Regions from separate parts of the Mus musculus genome. Here region 1 is linked to region 2. A link is a contact called in ENCODE Hi-C data. All regions are on one chromosome and are shown on one strand. The core of a region is the stretch at or near the end of the contact, and the rest is flanking DNA. Distances in the headings are between cores, read along the strand shown.

Region 1 (5,150 bases), core at 903-3,402, 910 kb before region 2:
CGGCCTCCCACACGGGGTTGGAGCCCTGGCGGGCGCCCCCGACAATAAGCCCAGACTGGAGGTGGGCTCACACTGCAGCATAAAATTCCCTACATGTTATAATCTCTCAAGGTTCAAAGGGCTCTCAATTAGGAATGTTGAATGGTGGGCTCCTACAAATTCTTCAAGACCTAGTTCAAATGACACTTTTTGGGGGGGGGGGGTTCGAGACAGGGTTTCTCTGTGTAGCCCTGGCTGTCCTGGAACTCACTCTGTAGACCAGGCTGGCCTCGAACTCAGAAATCCGCCTGCCTCTGCCTCCCAAGTGCTGGGATTAAAGGCGTGAGCCACCACGCCCGGCCAAATGACACTTTTATTATGACTTTTTTTCACTCTCTCAAGGAAAAGCTGTTCCCGTGGCATTTTATTCTCACCTCCAGTGTGACATTTTCTGGTTTTCTCCCATTCTACTAGGAGATCTTCAGTAAATACCAGACCTATTTACTTCTAAATCCCCAGTTCCTAGCATGCATTGGACTCCCAAGCCTGGGCAAATACCATGAAACCTGTGAATAGCTGAATGAGAAGACCACCAGATTAGGAGTTGAGGAAGATCAGATTACGCATTAAACGTTGCTTATTGTATGCCTGAGTGAGTGGCCAATGACTGAGTCCTAGATTCCAACAGAAACCATTGAACTACACAATCAGTGCATCGCTGAAGTCTTAATGGGGAACCTCACCCTGGAACTGGGTGGGGAGATATAGGGAGAAACCTTGTGAAATGGTCATTTCCGCAGGACAAACGGCACAGGCTACACTTGGTTTCCTCATTTACTGATTCATGCAACATTAACTCAGGGCCTACTGAATGCCAGGACACAAACATGATCACAAAAATCTAGGCATTATGTTCCAAGGTTCTCAAAGGCTAACCCTCCCCCACCTCAGTTTCTGGGTGAGTAGAGACAGCAGATGGCACCAAACCCCAGGGAGCCCAGCTTAGTCTGGTACCGCTCCAATTTCTCTCAGGACTAGTTTGAACTAGTGCCTAGGACCACCAATGCAGGGCCTGCCTAACCTCCCTGACAAACACTAACTCTCAGCCTTTCCTTCCTTCTCCTGAGGCTTAACTACAAGAATGGGCAGCTCTCGTCCATCTATCGACAGCAAGTCAGCCAAGCTACACATTCAATTCCAACTCACTTCTATTTCCTACCTGCTGCTGTGCCTTTAAACACAAAACCAATTATAGGTACAAACAAGCTCAACACTTTCCAAGCCGGGTCCCTGGTGAACGCTGCCGTTCTGGCTTTGCTGCCCTGGTTCCCGAACTAGCACAGTGCCCCAAGGGACCTGGCGTCAGAGGCACGAAGGTGTCCAGAACTTAGCTCTGAAAGCCCTGGGGCCCTTGGATATGGCGGAAGCACCTACTCCCGGGAACTCCAGGAGCAGAAGGAAGTAAGGGGTAAGGGGTGGGACAAGGCCCGCGGGGCTAGAGCCCAATCTCCCGGATGCTGCGCCGCTTCCCTTTTGTCAAAGTGTAACAAGTCAAACAAGGTTTCCCTTCTGCCTCTGGCCCAGGCAGCCTCAAAGGGAACACTGCTGCCGCGGACGCTCCCCACGAACGAATGGCATGTCAATTCTCCCTGCTCCAGGGGCTCAGGAGGAGCCTAAGGCGCCTCGCCAGGGCTGCCCCTTCTCCACTGGCACTACCTCCCGGCCCCGGCCCGTACTCACCGGCCACCTCCAGTCTGGGCTCATCGCCGGGGGCGCCCGCCGGGGCTCCAACCCCGTGTGGGAGGCCGGCGATGAGAGACGGGCCGAGAAGGGGAAACCCGAACTCTCGGAAGCGAAGCTGGCCGCCCCGGCTCCTGCCCCGCACTCTCTGGCCCGGCTCCCCCGGCTTCCCGCGCTGACCCCTGCCACTCCTGGTCCCGCCGGTGCCCCAGCGTCGCAATTCCGCAAGCACCTTCGCGTTTCCCGAGCTTTTGGATCTTCTGGCCTGGGAACCCGGTGCCGCCGGGACAATGGGGGGGCTCCTGGAGGCGGCACAGGAACAGCAGCGGCGAGACCGTGGCGGCAAAGGCTGTGGCAGCGGCGGCAGCAGCAGCGACGGCGACGGCGTCCGCCAGGGTAAACGTGGTCCCGTGGCGCTGTATAGACGCACTTTCGCCACGGTTCCTCGCCGGTCTACTGAGGAGCTTGAGACCAACCTGTCGGTCTGAAAAAGATCTCTGGACACCTTAAAGGGCTCAGCAAGCGCCTCCATGTTCTAAGTGGAGTTTCTGGCGAGCGAAAGCTCAGTTTTGGGGAGTCTGAGTCCTCGGGCCGTTTGTGGCGAATCTGCGACTACGGACAGGCAGCGCGAGGCTGGGCGTGAGGAGCCCGCCCTTCTCCCCTCCCCCTCTGCCGCCGCCTGCTCCCTCCCTCCTGCTGGCGCGACTGCTGCGGTAGGGACCTGGCCTTGGTCTCCGAGGAAGGCGACTGGGAGGAACGGGGCGGGAGCGCCGGGTGGGGCGGAGTTGAGGGCAGGGCCTAGAGCCGGACGAACGCAAGGGAGCCGCAGAGGCCCGCAGATATGGTCAGGGGCGGGGCGACGTGGGAAGACTAGGCCGGCGCGGGAGGGGCTTGTGTTTAGGGGGTGGAGCTGCGGGAAAGCGGTGCCCTGATGCGACGACCGCAGCCGGAAGAGTGGGCCCGAGGGGCCCAAGTAACGAAGGGCGGAGCTTTGGGTAAGCCTGGAAGGTGGAGCTAAACTAGGGATGAAGCTACAGCTGGGAAAGCGCACCACAGTGCTGCAGGGTAAGGGCGGGACTTAGGAACGTAAGGGGCGGGGCTTCCGCTGAAATGTGAGACTGAAGGGTGACGAGGCGTGGCCCTAATGAGGGAACTGAGTTTGGGGAGGTTCCAGTGCATTCCAGTAAAACTGTAGGACTCAGATTGGCAGCGCTGGACTACAAGGTTACCGGTAGCTGATTGGAAGACGGTATCAAAACACACAGCCCATTGAATATGACTGACACCTCAAGTGTGATCGTGGGAAATTCTTCTTTGGGTTCTTCAATTGTAAACCTGGAACTCGAAAATTCTGTCAGTTCCTGGGGGTTTCAGAGAATTTGGATGTCAGGGATCATCATTGTCAAGCAGTGCTTGTAGTTTTGTCACTGAAGAGTATGATAGTCTTCCAAGATGCTAGAGTCACTGAGAACGCGGTTTATTTTCATGCGGACTTGGTATTCAGCTCCCTAAAGTGCACGTTTTCTTATGACACGTTTCCCCCGAGAAATGCCAATAAAACCAGCACTCCAAGTTGTTTCCTGGTCAAAAGGGGGGGTCTGGCGTAAAATCGGTGGTTTCTATAAAGAAATGGCTTATTGCAGCGGAGTTTCTCATTATTAAATGGGGATAATATATAGTCCCTCTGTCCCGGGGTTATGATAAGGATTAAGAGAGTTGAAGACTGTAAATTGCCTAATACAGTGTCTGTTGTATAAGATTCGCATGCACAAAGAAAATACAAGCTATTATACTCATCCAGAAAATTCAGAATAAACCAGTAATCGCAGCACTCAAGAGGATTGAATTAGGATTGCTCCAACTGCTTATGAGTTCCAGGTCAGGCTGAGCCATACAGCAAGACCCTATCTAAACAAAACAACCAAAATAAATGAATCAAAGAAGTTATACAGCTTTTTTTCATTATTGAAGGCTTTGCACACACAAGGACAGGGATATATCACAACAGCCGTTTCTTTTTTATTAAAAAACAAAACAAAACTTTTTTTTTTAATGACAAAGTCCAGATAAGTTGCCTACACTGGCCTTGAACTTGTGATTACAGGCTTGTACCACTAGGACCTCACAGTTGTCTTAAAGCTAGCTCTTTTGGGGTGAAGAACCTTTTAGAAAATCTCATGAAAGCTATGGGTCTGTCCTGAGGAAAAAAGTGTTCAAGTATGTATAACAAGTTTTCTTAAAGATTTATTTATTTATTTTATGTATGTGAGTACACTGTAGCTGTACAGATGAGTACACAGTAGCTGTACACCTGAACCTTCATGTGGTTGTTGGAAATTGAATTTTAGGACCTCTGCTCGCTCTGATCAACCCTGCTTGCTCAGATCTTGCTTGCTCCGGCCCAAAAATTTATTTATTATTATATATAAGTACACTGTAGCTGTCTTCAGACACACAAGAAGAGGGTATCAAATCTCATTAATGGTGGTTGTGAACCACAGTGTGGTTGCTGGGATTTGAACTCAGGACCTTTGGAAGGGCAGTCAGTTCTCTTAGCCACTGAGCCATCTCACCAGCCCACACGTTTTCTTACAATATTTGAAATTTTATATAGAAGTGACTGGATGAGTGCATTAGGATGGATGTTAACCTCACTGAAGTTATCATTACTCCCTCACTCTTGATGTGACCCCAGGCTCTGGGTCCCTCAGTCTCCCTCTCCAACACCCATGAGACAGAGACTGCGTAAGATGAGCTTTATTGTTGTCATGAGGCGGTAGGTGGTGATCATGCCAAGCCTTTCTGAAGTCAGGGGGCAAAAAGCTTGTCAGCCAGCACTGATCAACCTAGATGGCCCTCCTGGTCAGGTTCAGAGCTCCAGGTGCCTTTAACTTCCAGCAGTGGGTAGACAGGTAAGCAGACTGCTAAGCATTGGCTATGTGAAGTCCTCAGGGCTGTTCTGGGGCTGGGGTTGGGTTGGGGCTCGCAGGGGGAGGAGGTCGAGGCTGGATGTCCCTGGTGCGCATATAGGAGAGCAACTGTTCAGGAATCTCAGCTAGTACATCCTTGGCCAGTCGGGCCATGCTCAGCACCTGGTTCCCCGATCGGTCAACATAATCTCGGAATGGGACAAACTGGGACAGACAGGAAAGAAAGGTGAGCTTCGGCCAAGGGAGTAGGTAGCACTCAAGTTTCATCTTTGACCCCTAACATTTCTTTCCAACTATCACTATTCTTCTGAGAGTCTCTTTAGCTTCACTGTACTTGAATGTCATCCTTCTGAATGCATCCAATTCTTTGTGTCGGGTGTTGGACATTGAACGCAGGATCTTGTATATGCAAGACAAGCTGCCTACCACTGAACCACATCACTACTCCTGACACCACACTCTTCCCCCCTCCTTTTCTAGAAGCTTCCCTTCGTGTCAACT
Region 2 (5,490 bases), core at 319-2,818:
CTTGCTCTCTGGCTCCTAAAGATGTAAGCAATAAAGCTCTTGCTCTCTTGCACTCTTGCTCCTAAAGATGTAAGCAATAAAGCTTTTGCCGCAGAAGATTCCGGTTTGCTGCGTTCTTCCTGGCCGGTCGTGAACGCGTTCAAGATCCTCTGACAGCATGAATCTGTTTTTATATGACTTTTTTCTCTGGGCATAACATGACCATCCCATGGACCCCTTGGGGGTAGAGATCACCTCGACTTGGTAGCTATGGCAACCAAACAAAAAGAGTAGGTCAGTGGTAGCTAGGTCTATGGCAATGAGAATGGGGCTGTCGACACTCTCTCTAGAAAGAAGGAAGAGGAGAAGGCCATCGAATCCTCACTTGGGATTCCAGCCACGACTCAGTCCTGCCTTATGCTTGCCAGCTACAAGGCATATTGGAAGGAAATGGAAGATTGACTTGAAAGGGGGACTCCACACTGCAGCTTCTATGGAGTGCATGAGAGGGTGAGGCTTGGAGTCAGCTCTGCAGGGCAGGGTGTCAGTGATGCTTTGGGGGTCTATCAGGTTGAACTTGGTCGAACTTAGTCTGTCACTGACACCCTGTCTGAAGTGAAGAGATGTTTGTCCAAGTCTTCCCAGAGAAAGCAAATGTAACTGAGCCTGACCAACTCTGTGTCTCTCTTCACTGCAGAGAACTTGTAAGATAACTTAATATGCATGGGTGCATAGCTCATAAGTAGACAGCTGAACACTTGATTCAATGCTAGGGTGTGTGTGTGTGGAGCAGCAAAGTCCTATGGATGGACACACCGAAGGGCTAAGAGCAATCATTGTTTCAGGAAATACCTAACCATCAAACTGAAGTGACACAGTATAGATAGATACCAACATCTCTGTCCTGCAAGGTCCCCTGTGCTGAGGTATTCCATGTTCATGGACCCTGTGTATCATGAGAGGCTGGACAGAAAGAGCCACTCTAGTTTGGGCAAGGGCAGCTGGAGGAAAGATTTCTGGAGGCAGATGCGTGCGTAGGGGGTGTGGGCAGTTAGATGGGTGGAGAGGAGGTGGGAATGAAGGTTGGGGGGGCCAATGGAGCAGAGGAAGAACAGATAGAGAAGCCCCAGCGACATCAGATCTGAGGAGTGTGTAAGAGAGGAGTGATGAGCCCCTGTGGTAGGAACAGGGCAGCCGGGAGCCAGTGAAATATGTCAGAACAATTTTCTGGTGTTATCGTTACTATGACGACCATAGCCTTTGTGTGTTCTGTTTACTTGCGGGAAATATGACATTTGAGTGTCCTGTTGTGGCCATTGTCAGCTGGGATTGTGGGGGACACCAGGACTGGCCAGCCTCAGAGCTCTGCTTCCTGTCTTTCTGGCCTGGGAGAATGAGATAGTGGGTTATTAATACCGCTCTCTGGAGGCCTGAGGTTGGGGCTTGGTGGAGGCTTGTTTATGCAGCTTGAAATAGCCCACCACTTGCCTGTCCAGTGGGCGTGCTGCCAGTCCAGTGGGTGTGTGTCTAGGCGAACAAAGCAAAGCTATTTTTTACCTTGGAGAGCCCTAGAATGCGTCAGAGAGTCCCAGAGCCTGCCCTACCCAGCCCACACCCAGGCTAGTGGCTAGTCCCAGTGGATATGGGTCTCCTGGAGGTGTCAGTGGGTGGAGAGATCACATGTCCTCTTCCTTCTCTCCCAGCTGGAGACTTGGAGAGCGTCTAAACTTCTCCAGCCAGATGGAGGAAGGATTTAGTTTTATTCTCCAATATGTAATAGCGGTGGCTCCTGCTCAAGGCATCAGACTCTGTGTTGACTAACTATGTCCTGCTCACTGCTGTTTGCACTGAAATTTCTCTATGAGGAATGGAGATGCCACTTTCCACCGTGAAGCTGGAGCTCAGAGAGGTTAATGACTTACCCAAGGTTATTCAGCTAGGAAGAGGTTTGTCCCCTTACTGTAGAGTCCATGCCTTTCTCGCCACTTTCAATGCTTGCCCTGAAGGAGAATGGAAGCAAGGGGTGGTCAGGAAGCCTCATAGCAATGGCCTGGGCTTTGGCCTCTTGGGGCTCCAGTATAAGTCACTAGGAGGGTGTCTGGGTTACTGGCCACCACCTCTTGGCAGCTGGGAAGAGGTATGTAGAGCCCCCATGTATGTGGGTGTGTACCCACACTGGTAGTACCAGTGTCCTCTAGGGTGAGGGGGTCACTGGACCAATTCGTTATGAAAAAGTGGTGCCACGAACCTGCTGAGCAGAAGCATGGAGGCTACCCTCCCCTGGTGGGATGTACCAGGAAGACCACAGACTTCGCTGTCAGCCTTTGTTTTCTTCTCCTCCCTGTTCATCTAAGTCCTGCTATGCTGCAGTGATTGCTCTATCCATAGCTCCTCCAGGCTGTCTCCCCAACCTCTTACCACCTAGAACACAGGGACATCCTTCCTTATCTGGCTGGGGTCACAACCTCTATCTGTACAAGTGACATTTCAGGACTAGAGATGTTTTGAGTCTCTGTGAAGTCCCTTTCTGACTGGGCTGAGATCTTCTTGAGGGTTGGTCCTAGTGTGTGCTTCTCTATGCCACTGTGTGCCAGTCTCCTTCTTTCAAGTCTTCAGTGACTTCTTAATGCTCATAGGATCGATTATCTACCCATTCATTTGTCCATCCATCTGTCTGTCTGTCCTTTCATATATCCATTCACCCACCCACTTACCTGTCCATTCGTCTTCCTAGGTAGATCTGTTCTACCTTCCATCCACTCTTCAGTTTGCCCACCTACCTATATATACCTCTGTCTGTCCAGATATCTTTCTTCCCATAAGACCATTCATCCATCCTTCCACCCATCCACCTATTCAACAACACTGAGAATAATATAAGGGGTACAGAGGACCATTAGACACTTCCTTGGAGTTTAGAGCCCAAGAGTGGAAGAGATATTTTTAAAAAGATGCCATTATGATTTGAAGATAGTAAGTCCCATGTGGTTGAAGGGGTCGAGAAGTTGGGAAGGCCAAGTGGACACATACTCTACTCACAGTTTCCCCGTTGTTCTACTGGGAGACCTGGGTACAATCATTTTCTTCCTGTGCCTCAGAGTCCTGACTTTTGACCTGGGCACAGCTTAAATTCTCACTTCAGGATGTAGTAAGAGTTGAGTGAGATGCTTGTGAAGCTTGTAGCCTCTTTTCCTTCCTAACAGTAAAGACTATCTCTTCCTTGCTCTTCATAGTGTCTCCTGGTCTCAAGAATTACTGTGGTTACAGGAGTGAAACTGCATTTTCCTCAACCTTCTTGTTAGCCTCATTCTGGGGTCAGCAAGGGGACCAGGAATTGAGAGATGGATTGTTAGGCCAACAAACTCTGGCTCAAGCTTTTTCAGAACCAGTCTTGGATCTCTCTCTAGCCTTTTTGATTTTAGGGTTAGGGAAAGAGAGTTTCTAGAGGTCTCCTTTCCTTGGTCTGGCCTCAGCCTCATTGTACAGGCAGGCAAGATGAAGTCTGGGGAAGTTGGAAATCACTGGAGCCAGGATTAAAGTTTATATCTAAATGGCCTTTTAGTTACTTCTGCTGAAAGATGAGGGTAGAATTGGCAGAGCATTCAACTGACTGCATTTCCACATCCTCATTCCAGTTTCCTAGAGGACACTGGACCTCGCCATGGTCTGAACACACAGTCTACTGCTCCTGGGTCCCATTCCTGATCTTTGGGGATTTTGAAATTATAGTGGGCAAATAAAAGGAAGGAAAACAAATGCCTTGTGGTCTTGGGGTTTAGGGGACATAGAGGACCCAGTTCAGGCCAGTTAGGGTGACAAAGGAGACATCCCATGGAAGGCTGCAGTATGACTCTGGAAGGTCACATTGTCCTGTGTTATAGGAATAGGGAAGAAATGAGTCTTGGACAGCCCTCTTCTCGGGCCATCTTGCTTTTGAGGAGACCAGCTGGTTAGAAAGTAATGCAGTAAGGGGTGGGGATAATGGGGGATCACCTGTCCCTAGAGGTTGATCTTTTTCCATTGTGAGCTCAGGTCTGAGTCTGCTTGGGCTGTATGTTCTGAGTATTGTAAAATCCTGATAACTCCCTCTTTCCTTGAGCATTGTTAAAGCGAGGCACATGTTGTTAAAAACCAAAACAATGCAGGCACTCGTTTTGTAGCAGCACAGTTTTATGTTTAGTTGGAATAATATTCTTTTGAAATTCAATTTACCCGGTGCCACAGTGGTGCATAGGGAAGGAAGAAAGAACATGGGGTGCAGGGAAGTGTTCTTGAAATTCCCCAGCACCTTAGGCTTGAAATAGAAGAGAATGAAGTTGTAAAATCATAGTCTATGTCTGTGTATATGCACAGTCCTATTAACTAAAGCTGGGGGCCTCCTATTTCATATCCAGTGAGAACCTTCTGGGGACCAAAGCTGAGGGGTGATGAGACCCAGTGATTAGGTGGCCTGGCTTGCTGTAAGCAGGTGTCTTTGCAGAAGCTGGAAGCTTCAATGCCTGCTAGAAACTGTCTGCATACATGCCTGGGGTGCCAATGAAGATGTGTATCTAATTCCAGGCCAGTGTTTCCAACAGGATAGAGCAGGGAGGGGTGTGTGCACCAGCCTGGCAGGTCTGAGAATCAGAACCATTTGCTGCCAGCCCTGTGCTCTTAGGGGTGACCCTGAGGAGTCTGCTCACTGACACACTTAGGCATTCATATACTTTCTCCTGATCTCCAGGCACCAGCATCTATTTGTAAAATAAGCCAGTAGTTCCTAACTTGTCTGAAGCATATATGTTCATGTTTATTAATGATCATAACACTAATTGGGAATGATAGGAAACAAGGTGGGTATCTATGAAGAGAGGAATAGCTAAATACATCAGAAGTGCATTTCTGGTAGGGTACTGTAGAGTGTGCAGAGGTGGACATGGTGGCTCATGACTCTAATCTCAGCATTTAGAAGAATGAGGTGGGAAGAAGACCATGAATTCCAGGTCATTCTGGGCTACAGAGTAAGATCCTGTCTCAGAACAACAACCAACAAGCCAGTAAAACTAACCAACCAATTAGCCAATCACCCAAACAATTAACCAACCAACCAACCAACCAACCAACCAAAACAAATACAAATGAAATGAGACAGAGACATGGTAGAAGAATGTGTGGGAATTTTGGTTCCTTTAAACTCAGAAATGTTATAGGACTATGTTTTTGTTCTAATTCCAGGTTTGGGATATGGGGCTGCTTTAGATTGTCCATAGCGGCTGACCATGATTTGCCTTGTGTTCTAGCATGGGTGTAATTTTTTCCCATTGCAGATAGTTCAGGCGCATTTATGACATTTGGAATTCTGGGGACTCTTGAGAGACTCTACAAATGCTAGATCCCCAGAGCATCTGTGGTGGTGGTTGCTCCTGCTGCTCCTCTTCTTGCTACTGCTGCTGTCCCTCCTCCTCCTCCTCTTCTTCCTCCTCCTCCTCCTCCTCTTGCTGCCCCACCTCCTGCTGCTGCTGTTCCTCCTCA

The links. A loop is a pair of places that touch in the nucleus more often than their neighbours do.
Region 1: a loop to region 2 is called in a map of heart, with 4 times the contacts of the local background. The contact joins the promoter of Brpf1 here to the enhancer-like site in region 2. A Hi-C loop is called at or near these places in 3 of 37 maps with a recorded cell type or tissue (heart and left cerebral cortex).

What each region holds. Positions count from the first base shown.
Region 1 is chr6:113,304,139-113,309,288 of GRCm38, reverse strand. It overlaps Brpf1 (bromodomain and PHD finger containing, 1), which reads right to left and starts at 2,152. Exons shown (of 13, transcript NM_030178.2): 1 at 1,952-2,152. Cpne9 (copine family member IX) reads right to left here. Exons shown (of 21, transcript NM_170673.3): 21 at 3,718-4,853. The coding sequence ends at 4,668.
Region 2 is chr6:112,398,194-112,403,683 of GRCm38, reverse strand. No RefSeq gene overlaps it. Among named protein-coding and RNA genes, the nearest start is that of Gm38873, 11 kb to the right of the region's middle. Within about 2 kb of position 1,568, at least 1 of the 3 ENCODE cell types and tissues checked has a DNase peak (open chromatin) inside an H3K27ac peak, as active enhancers do; it is heart, where a contact is called at or near this core.